2 separate regions of the Homo sapiens genome follow, and region 2 is linked to region 1. A link is an interaction called in ENCODE POLR2A ChIA-PET data of the cell type or tissue named here. Cell type or tissue: PC-9. All regions are shown on one strand. Region 1 overlaps EPCAM-DT (EPCAM divergent transcript). Region 2 overlaps MSH2 (mutS homolog 2).

Region 1 (5,000 bases):
AGGCTAAATCTCCATGATAAGGATAGCTAGCATTTATTGAGTATTTGCTACCTTAAAAGATATTGCAATGTTGTGGCAAGTGAGGAAGCTGAGGCTTGGAGATGGTAGATGGTCTGCCAAGGACACACAAATCGTCAACTGTACAGTGAGAATTTTTTATTTTTTTATTTTTTTAGACAGAGTCTCCCTCTGTTACCCAGCCTGGAGTGCAGTGATGCGATCTCAGCTCACTGCAACTTCTACCTCCTGGGTTCAACAATTCTCCTGCCTCAGCCTCCCGAGTAGCTGGGATTACAGGCATGCACCACCATGCCCGGCTAATTTTTGTATTTTTAGTAGAGACGGTGTTTTACCATGTTGGCCAGGCTGGTTTTGAACTCCTGACCTCAAGTGATCTGCCCACCAGGACCTCCCAAAGTGCTTGGATTACAGGCATGAGCCACCACGCCCGGCCGTACAGTGAGAATTTGAACCCAGTTCTGTATGACTCCTGAATCCTCTTAATTTCCACACTACATCAGTATTCAACAGTCAGGACTGCCTACACAGGCTGCTTGATGGAGCTTCCCTGGCCTCCACAAAGAGAACCTCTCTCCATTAAGATTTGCTTTACATTAAGACTGGGACTTGCAGCACCTTGTCTGAGTCCCCTCCCTGACCAGCTTCCTTCTAGTAGCAGTTGTGAACTCAGTACTGCTTTCCTCTTACTCCAAAAAGTGCTGCTCTTTTCTTAAAAAAAAAAAAAAAAAAAAGTTTCTTCTGGTTATTTTTCACTGTAGAAGATTAAGAAAATCCTGAAAAGCACAGGAAGAAAATAAAATAATCCATAATTACGAAATTGAGATAATCTTTTAAAACAGCTTGATATATTTCCTTCGTGTACAAGGTGTTTTTCAGAGGCCTGTGGATCCCAGCCCCTCCACCAGCTCCTGACTCATGAGCTTCTCCCGGAAGCTTCTCCCTTTACTCTCATGGGCAAAGACTTCCTCCCTCAATCCCTCAAAGTGACCCCACAAGGACATAAGGCTATACCCTGCCACCTTCTCTTTTTTTTTTTTTTTTTTTTTTTTTGAGATGGAGTCTCGCTCTGTCACCCAGGCTGGAGTGCAATGGCACGATCTCGGCTCACTGCAACCTCCGCCTCCCGGGTTCAAGCGATTCTCCTGCCTCAGCCTCCTGAGTAGCTGAGATTACAGGCACATGCCACCATGCCGAGCTAATTTTTGTGTTTTTAGTAGAGACGGTGTTTCACCATCTTGGCCGGGCTGGTCTCGAACTCGTGACCTCATGATCCACCCACCTCGGCCTCCCAAAGTGCTGGGATTACAGGTGTGAGCCACCATGCCCGGCTTATCCTGCCACCTTCTAGCCTCAACTGAAAGTCAGAATTCTGGAGCCAAATTTTGGAGACATGTGGAGAACTGATACACAACAATTGTTACACTCTTTCCTCACTAAACTTTTTAAATTTTTTTTTTCATTTTTTATTTTTGGAGACCGTGTCTTGCTGTCACTCAGGTTGGAGTGCAGTGGCACGATCACAGCTCACTGCAGTCTTGACCTTCCAGGCTTAGGTGATCCTCCCACCTCAGCCTGCCGAGTAGCTGGGACTACAGGTGTGCACCAGCACGCCCAGTTAGTTTTTGTATTTTTAGTAGAGACGGGGTTTCACCATGTTGGCCAGGCTGGTCTCAAACTCCTGACCTCAGGTGATCCACCCAGATGATCCACCCGCCTCAGCCTCCCAAAGTGCTGGGATTACAGGCATGAGCCACTGTGCCCAGCTGATTACTCTTGTCTCCTGCTAAATCACAGACGTTTGGGGAGTTCCTTCAGGACCCCAATAAACTTGTCTGTGGAGGCCTGGGGAGTCTCTTCAGACCCCCAATAAAATTTGTTTAATCCTAAATGGATCCTGTTAAGAATTCCTCCATTATTTTGTCACGCTTTAAGGCCCAGGAAAGGCCTAGGCAAAACTCTTGGTGGGCTTTTGTTACATTCCAGTCTTTGTATAAGGGCACTGGCCCTTTCAGCTTTTAATATTTAACTTAACTACTCAGTCAGTACTTTCACAGTTGTTATGGAAGCCTGAGGATCTTGCCACTGCGCTCTAGCCTGGGTGACAGAATGAGACCCAGTCTAAAAAAAAGAAAAAAGAAAGAAAAGAATGTCCTGTATTCACACAACCACCACAGAACTGGACCTTCTTGAACAGTGCAGCATGGCTCATTCCTTCATTCTTTGATATCCCAACCCCTGCTCAGCATCTGCAGCATGGGGCACAGAGCAGGCACACCCTCCAATGCTGCTCTGTTCACTAGACGGCAGCTTTCTCCTCAGCCCTCAGTGTTCGGCTTGTGCACAGAAAACGTGAATCTAGATAATAAGAGCAAAGAACATCTCCACGGGACATAAGTAAACCACCACACCCCACCCACCTCTATCAACCTTATCTGCTTACTTGGAGCTCTGATCTCTAACAGGCAATTAATCCTCCCTTGTGGAACTCAAAAGTCACCTACCCATTCCCCAGGGAGCTGGGTGATAAGAAAGCGCAAAGTTTAGGATTACTCTTTGATAAGAGTCTTGCTTAAACAAGATCACATACAAAAGCCTGTCTGATCCCCACACCCTTCTCCCCTGGCTCCCCTCTCTCCTTTCTTCCTCTCTTGCTTGTAAGATTGCAAGATTGTGCAAGCCAACCCACAGACTTGGGCTCTGAAAGGCCTAATGCAAATTGCTTTTAGACACACACATTTCTTTCCCAGCCCTCTGTATTAGTCCACTCCCCACCCAGCAGGCCTCACCCTTACCCCCTACCTGGGAGTTGACGCTTGGGGCTCCCCTGGGAGCTGATTGCCCTGGTCTGCTCCTGGCCACTTCCCATTGGTGCTTGCTCATTTACATTTTAAAATTAGAGCAGAGTTCAACACTGTGGTTGGCTTTAGTGGCTCTATGAATTGTCCTACCCTGGTGAGAAAAATGCAGACAATATAGCCACCTGGGAAAACTTTGCTCCTAAAATAGCGCAGCCCCCACAGCATTCTGGCAACAGGTTGCTCTGTGGTGAGTCTCTGGCTCTGGGCTGATAGAAACACCCGGGGATGTAAATAGCAATGAGAAAAGGCCACTTGTACCACGATGACGTTTCGTGTTGGCGGGTTCTACCCCCACCCCAACCCCACCTAAGTTCTCTATTTTTGTTTTGCTTAAACTTCAGCTCACAGCATAAACACCCAGGGTTGAGGCTCCATTCTGCCCTAGAGCTGTGAGTGCAGGGTGAGGGGTTGTGGTGTCCTGTTCCTCCTACCATGTCCCAGCCCCTCTGTTTCAGTCTCAGCACTGTCCTCCCAGACCCTCCCTTCTGAAGGTCAGTTCCCTCTGCTGCAAAGTGGGAATAACAGCATTCGTTGGGAGGGTTGAATGAGTTGACAAAACCCATGCCTGGCACAGTGCCCGCCTGTGGCAGGCTGCAGTGTCTCAGGCCATGATTAAGACAGGGTTGTGGCAGTGATGCAGGTGCACACAGTGGTGAAGAAGCAGACGGTGGGGACCCTCTTGGCAGTCCCCGACCACACAGATGCATGGCAGGACCAGGAGGTGGGGGGCCTCAGGCTGAAACGGCCATCTCCCCAACTCCTCCTTGTTTGTCGGATTCCAGGCCAGCGCCTGGCAGCCCTTCGGCACAGAACTTCTTGTACATTCCACAGCAAGTGAAAGGGCTTTTGTCCCCACACAGGAAGAACAAATGACAAAGGCAATTGTGTGTCTCCCCACGGGCCCACACAGCAAGCTTGGGAAGAGAAAATTCTTTCCCCAAGAGTCCAGCTTTGCTGGAGCGGTTGCAGTCACAGATCAGTCAAACTGTGGCACAGCTCTGGAAGAGTGTGGCATCTGAGCTCCCACATGTGTGGCAGGGTGCTCATCGCACGCCCAGCACACACACATGTGCACAAACTCCAACACATTGCTCCTGCCCAGACTAGCTGGGCAGTGCGTCACAGATGCTCTAGCTGCAGGGGCTCAGGAGGGCATCACACCCACCCCCTTCAGGAGGTTATGGCTTTATTATTCCCTGATATGGTTTGGCTGTGTCCCTACCCAAATCTCATCTTGAATTGTAGCTTCCATAATTCCCACGTGTTGTGGGAGGGACCCGGTGGGAGATAATTGAATCATGGGGGCAGTTTCCCCCATATTGCTCTCATGGTAGTGAATAAGTCTCATGAGATCTGATGGTTTTATAAGGGGAAACCGTTTTCGCTTGGCTCTCATTCCCTCTTGCCTGCTGCCATGTAAGACGTGCCTTTGCTCCTCGCCTTCCTCCATGATTGTGAGGCCTCCAGCCATGTGGAACTATGAGTCTATTAAACTTCTTTTTTTTATAAATTACCCAGTATGGGCATGTCTTTATTAGCAGCATGAGAACAGACTAATACATTCCCCTTCCCAGGTGGGCCACAAAGGCCCAGAGGGTCCTACAACTCGCCATGGGTCTCACCGTGCTTGTCCTTTTCAGGCCTCATGGCCCACACTGTGAAGAATGTTAGGCACTATCAGAGAAAGATCTGTTTTCAAGAAGTCTATCCTGAAGGCCCTTCAAACACATAGTCATTGAGGGCCTATGAGAGGGTGGAGACTCCAGACTACCCACAGGAGATAAATTATACTGAAGAAATCATTCTCACTGGGACAGGATAGATCTCTCCTTTTACCATTTTTTTTCCATCCTTATTTTTCGTATTCTCTTGTAATTATCATAATAGGAAGCTGAGGGTTTGGAAGATTTTAAAATTTGTTAAAGGAAAAAACTTTTCTTATCAAATGAAATTATTATGCATCACTTTATTGGACCCCATGAATGGAATGGAATAACCCAACCCATTTCTGCTGCAGACTTGGCTGCCAGAGCCCTTGGTTGCTGAGTTTAGTGATCAGTCACAGTAACCAGTTCGTCCCAGGTACATCTGGTGCTCCTAATAGATGTCTGGCCTGGCATC
Region 2 (5,000 bases), 130 kb after region 1:
TTTATCTCCATTGCCCTTGACCCTAAATAACAGTACATTAGTATAATAATCACATTTTTTACCTGTTTGTGTGCTTTCCTTCTAAATGGAGAATAAGAATATAAAAGTGATTTATTTGGCATTTCTGCAAAGGGAGATGATAAAAAGAATCTGCGTTACTTAGCCTTTTTAAAAAACCCTTAGCCTATGAAGGCTACTATTTAAGGTTTGGTTGGATTTTGTATGTTGGAAATATGTTCTTTAAATCTCATCTTCATCAGTTTATAAAAGCAATATAAGTTCTTTGTAGATCATTATCATGCCATCCAGATGTAGTCATTATTGTTTTGATATAGGTTGTTTCAGTCTTTAAACCAAATTATACACTGTTCCGCTGTAACTCTTGTTTTGAAAACAGATTTGTTCCAATGTGGGTGGTATATTAGGGAACAATTTGAGCATAATGTAAATTTTGAGTTTGCTTATGCACAAATCCCTAGGCAACACTAGGTGAATGCAGAAAAATGCATGCAGCTGAACTCAGCAGTGTAGATATATACAAAAGATACACATACACACGCTCTTCAAATACCTACCTTATTTTCCTGTATGTGTTATGAACCATACCCATTCACATCTGGTATTACAACTTTGCCACCCATTTCAGACAGTATTCCTTTGACCATTCTGCAGTAACTCAGAAGCTGCAGCCCTTTAGAAGTCTACTCCACTGTGGCTCACGTCTGTAATCCCAGCACTTTGGGAGGCCGAGGTGGGTGGATCATGAGGTCAGGAGATCAAGACCATCCTGGCTAACACGGTGAAACCCCGTCTCTACTAAAAAAAAATAGAAAAACCTAGCCGGGCGTGGTGGTGGGCATTTGTGGTCCCAGCTACTCGGGAGGCCGAGGCAGGAGAATGGCGTGAACCGGGGAGGCAGAGCTTGCAGTGAGCCAAGATTGCGCCACTGCACTCCAGCCTGGGCGACAGAGCGAGAGTCCGTCTCAAAAAAAAAAAAAAAGAAAAAAAGAAGGCCACTCCACAAGCAAACCGCAGATGTTTTGCAAGGTGACTTATTTATTGTAATAGTTGTGTATTTCTTAACCATTTCACATGTATAAAACTGTGCTACTACTTTTATGAGGTTCCTGTCTTTATTTTTTTTAACATGTCGCTGGTGAAGGTTCTGAGAGTTGTGGCTTGAACTCCAGTTTTCTCATAAGCACGGTTTTTTGTTGTTTTTTTTTGAAATGGTCTCGCTGTGTTCCCCAGGCTGGAGTGCAGTGGTGTGGTCTCGGCTTTCTGCAGCCTTGGCCTCCCAGCTTAAGCTATCCTCCCACCTCAAGCTATCCTCCCACCTCAGCCTCCCAAATAGCTGGGACTGCAGGCGTGAGCCTTTGCCCACCTAATTTTTATACTTTTGTAGAGACAGTTTTTCCATGTTGCCAGGCTGCTTTGGAACTCCTTAGCTCAAGCAATCAGCCCGCCTTCACCTCCCAAAGTGCTGGGATTACAGGTGTGTCCTACCACACCCAGACGGCTCTGGTATTTACTGCATAGTGTTCTGATTTTTAGGAATACATACGTTGCATTATATAGCAGAACTGGCTGTATTCAAAAGTCTAATAGAAAATATTGATAGGGTGATAATGTATATAGTACTAATTGTCAGTTGCCATAATTTAACTAATATTGTTTTACTTTTTACTTTTTTTTTTTTTGAGATGGGGCCTTGCTATATTACCTAGGCTGGTCTTGAACTCCTGAGCTCAAGGAATCCTCTTGCCTCAACCTCCTGAGGATGTTTGACATTTTTTGACTTTTTTTTTTTTTTTTTTGAGACGGAGTCTTGCTCTGTCTCCCAGGCTGGAGTGCAGTGGCATGATCTCGGCTCACTGCAGCCTCCACCTCCCGGGTTCAAGGGTTCAAGCACTTCTGCCTCAGCCTCCTGAGTAGCTAGGATTACAGGTGTGCACCACCACCACGGCTGATTTTTGTATTTTTAATAGAGATGGGGTTTCACCATGTTGGTCAGGCTGGTCTTGAACTCCTGACCTCGTGATCCTCCTGTGTCAGCCTCCCAAAGTGCTGTGGGTACAGGCGTGAGCCTCCATGCCGGCCGGCTTTTTGGCAATTTAAATAGTTACAGTTACCTATTATAATTGATATTTAGCTAACATCTATTTTTATTTTAATATTCCAGGAAATTATTATGCAGAAACTTTAAAGGTCTGTGTACTTCTCTGGTGTTTTGATTTTTTTTTTTTCTTTTTCTGTGAGTAATTTTCTAAAACTGGTTTCTAGGCCAGGCTATTTATGTCTTGCTTTTTATTTTTTTTGGCGATGGAGTCTCGCTTTGTTGCCCAGGCTGGAGTGCAGTGGCGCTATCTCATCTTGCTGCAACCTCTGCCTCCTGGGTTCAAGCAGTTATCCTGCCTCAGCCTCCCGAGTAGCTGGGACTACAGGCACATGCCACCACGCCTGGCTAGTTTTTTGTATTTTTAGTAGAGGTGGAGTTTCACCGTGTTGCCCAGGCTGGTCTGGAACTTCTGAGCTCAGGCAGTCTGCCTGCCTTGGCCTCCCAAAGTGCTAGGATTACAGGTGTAAGCCACTGCTCCCAGCCTTATTATTTTATTTTTATGGATTCGGGGTATATGTGCAGGTTTGTCCCATGGATATATTGTGTAATGGTGAGTTTTGGACTTCTGTTGTGCCCATGAACATTGTACCCAATAGGTGGTAATTTTTCAATTCTCATCCCTCTCTCTGCCTCTGCCCTTTTGGAGTTCCCAGTATCTGTTAATTCTCTCTGTATGTCCATGTGTACCCATTGTTTAGCTCCTCTATTTTTTATTTTATTTTATTTTATTTTTGAGACAAGAGTCTTGCTGTATCACCCAGGCTGGAGTGCAGTGGTGCAATCTCAGTTCACTGCAACCTTGGTCTCTGGGTTCAGATGATTCTCGTGCCTTAGCCTCCCGAGTAGCTGGAATTACAGGTCCGTGCCACGATGCCCGGCTAATTTTTGTATTTTCAGTAGAGGTGGAGTTTCGCCATGTTGGCCAGGCTGGCCTCAAACTCTTGGCCTGAAGCAATCCGCCTGCCTTGGCCTCCCAAAGTGCTGGGATTACGGTGTGAGCCACTGCTCCTGACCCCATATTTTTTCTTTTAATTATAAAGGTAATAATGTAAAAAGAAGTCAACTCCCAGTTTAACTCTAGCAGAGTAACCAGTGTTAATTTTTTTTTTTTTTTTTTTGAGACGGAGTCTTGCTCTATTTCCCAGGCTGGAGTGCAGTGATGCCATCTTGGCTCACTGCAACTTCTGCCTCCTGGGTTCAAGCCATTCTCGTGCCTCAGCTTCCTGAGTAGCTGAGATTATAGGCGCCCAGTGCCACGCCTGGCTAATTTGTGTATTTTTAGTAGAGATGGGGTTTCACCATGTTGGCTAGGCTGGTGTTGAACTCCTGACCTCGTGATCCACCCGCCTCGATGCTGGGATTACAGGCGTGAGCCACTGAGCCTGGCCAATCCATTCCTTTTTATGGCTGAGTAGTATTCCATTGTGTGTGTGTGTATATATACATATATATACACACATATACATATATATACACGTATATATGTATGTATGCGTATATATGTATGTGTGTGTGTATATATACACATATACATATATATACACCTATATATGTGGTATGTGTATATATATGTGGTATGTATATATATGTGGTATATATATGTGGTATGTGTATATATATATGTGGTATGTGTATATATATATGTATATATGTGTGTATATATGTGGTATGTATATATATATGTATATATGTGGTATGTATATATGTATATATGTGTGTCTGCATATATGTATATGTGTGTATATATACACGTATATGTGTATATATATACGTATATATGTGTATATATACATATATACGTATATATATACACACACACATATATATACACATATGCAGGCACACATATATATACATATATATATATACATACCACAGTTTCTTTATCCACTTGTTGATTCATGGGCATTTGGGTTGGTTCCACGTTTTTGCAATTGTGAATTGTGCTGCTATAAACATCCGTGTGCAAGTATCTTTTTTGTATAATGATATCTTTTCCCCTGGGTAGATACCCAGTAGTGGGATTGCTGGATCAACTGGTAGTTCTACTTTTAAGGAATCTCCACACTGTTTTCCTTAGTGGTTATACTGGTTTACATTCCCACCAGAAGTGTAGAAGTGTTCCCTGTTCACTGCATCCACACCAACATCTATTTTTGATTTTTTGATTATGGCCATTCTTGCAGGAGTAAGGTGGTATCGCATTGTGGTTTTGATTTACATTTCCCTGATCATTAGTGATGTTGAGCATTTTTTTATGTTTGTTTGCCATTTGTATATCTTCTTGAGAATTGTCTATTCATGTCCTTAGCCCATTTTTTGATAGGATTGTTTGTTTTTTTTCTTGCTAGTTTGTTTGAGCTTGTTGTAGATTCTGGTTATTAGTCCTTTGTCAGATTTATAGATTGTGAAGATTTTTTTCCCACTCTGTGGGTTGTCTGTTTTTGTCTGTTTCCTTCTGCTGACTGTTCCTTTTGCCATGCAAAAGCTCTTTTTTTTTGAGACAGAATCTCGCTCTGTCGGCCAGGCTGGTAACAAAGACACAGGTACTGGTAATAACTGCCATGGCTTATTGCCTACATTAATGATGAAAGCAAATGCTAAATTTCAGCTAGAGGCTAGAGAAAATAAGCCTGGAATTTTCTTTTATGTTTATATACTGCTATGAATACCAGGAGTCCTTGGGTTAAGACTGTAGGGCTTTCTAAAGCCTGTGATCACTAGTGGAGAATGTAGCTTTACAAAGTCTAGTTGGAAATTGGCAACTGGGGGTTAGTACAAGTTACAAGGAAGGGATGGAATTTAAGATGCTAGTGAAAGCTTGGAGGATAAGGGAGCAGGTGAACTCATAAGGAAGTTTATGAACTGAGAAGGGCTGCAG

What was found. ChIA-PET counts read pairs that join two places held together with the same protein. Peaks named below come from ENCODE experiments on the same cell type or tissue, not always from the same donor. Only the 100,000 strongest peaks of a DNase experiment are listed, where the experiment ranks them.
Region 2: POLR2A ChIA-PET joins it to region 1 with 7 read pairs; 2 of 35 experiments call an interaction of 5 or more read pairs at or near these places.

The regions. Positions count from the first base shown.
Region 1 is chr2:47,307,547-47,312,546 of GRCh38, forward strand. The region is part of intron 3 of EPCAM-DT (EPCAM divergent transcript); the gene reads right to left. Among named protein-coding and RNA genes, the nearest start is that of BCYRN1, 25 kb to the right of the region's middle. RefSeq lists enhancers at 2,056-2,245, 3,506-3,575. In PC-9, no CTCF peak of the experiment used is centred here; DNase peaks (open chromatin) are centred at 2,835 and 3,415; H3K4me3 peaks cover 1,236 bases; H3K27ac peaks cover 3,756 bases.
Region 2 is chr2:47,438,501-47,443,500 of GRCh38, forward strand. All of the region lies in intron 7 of MSH2 (mutS homolog 2), which reads left to right. Among named protein-coding and RNA genes, the nearest start is that of MSH2, 38 kb to the left of the region's middle. In PC-9, no CTCF peak of the experiment used is centred here; no DNase peak of the experiment used is centred here; H3K27ac peaks cover 680 bases.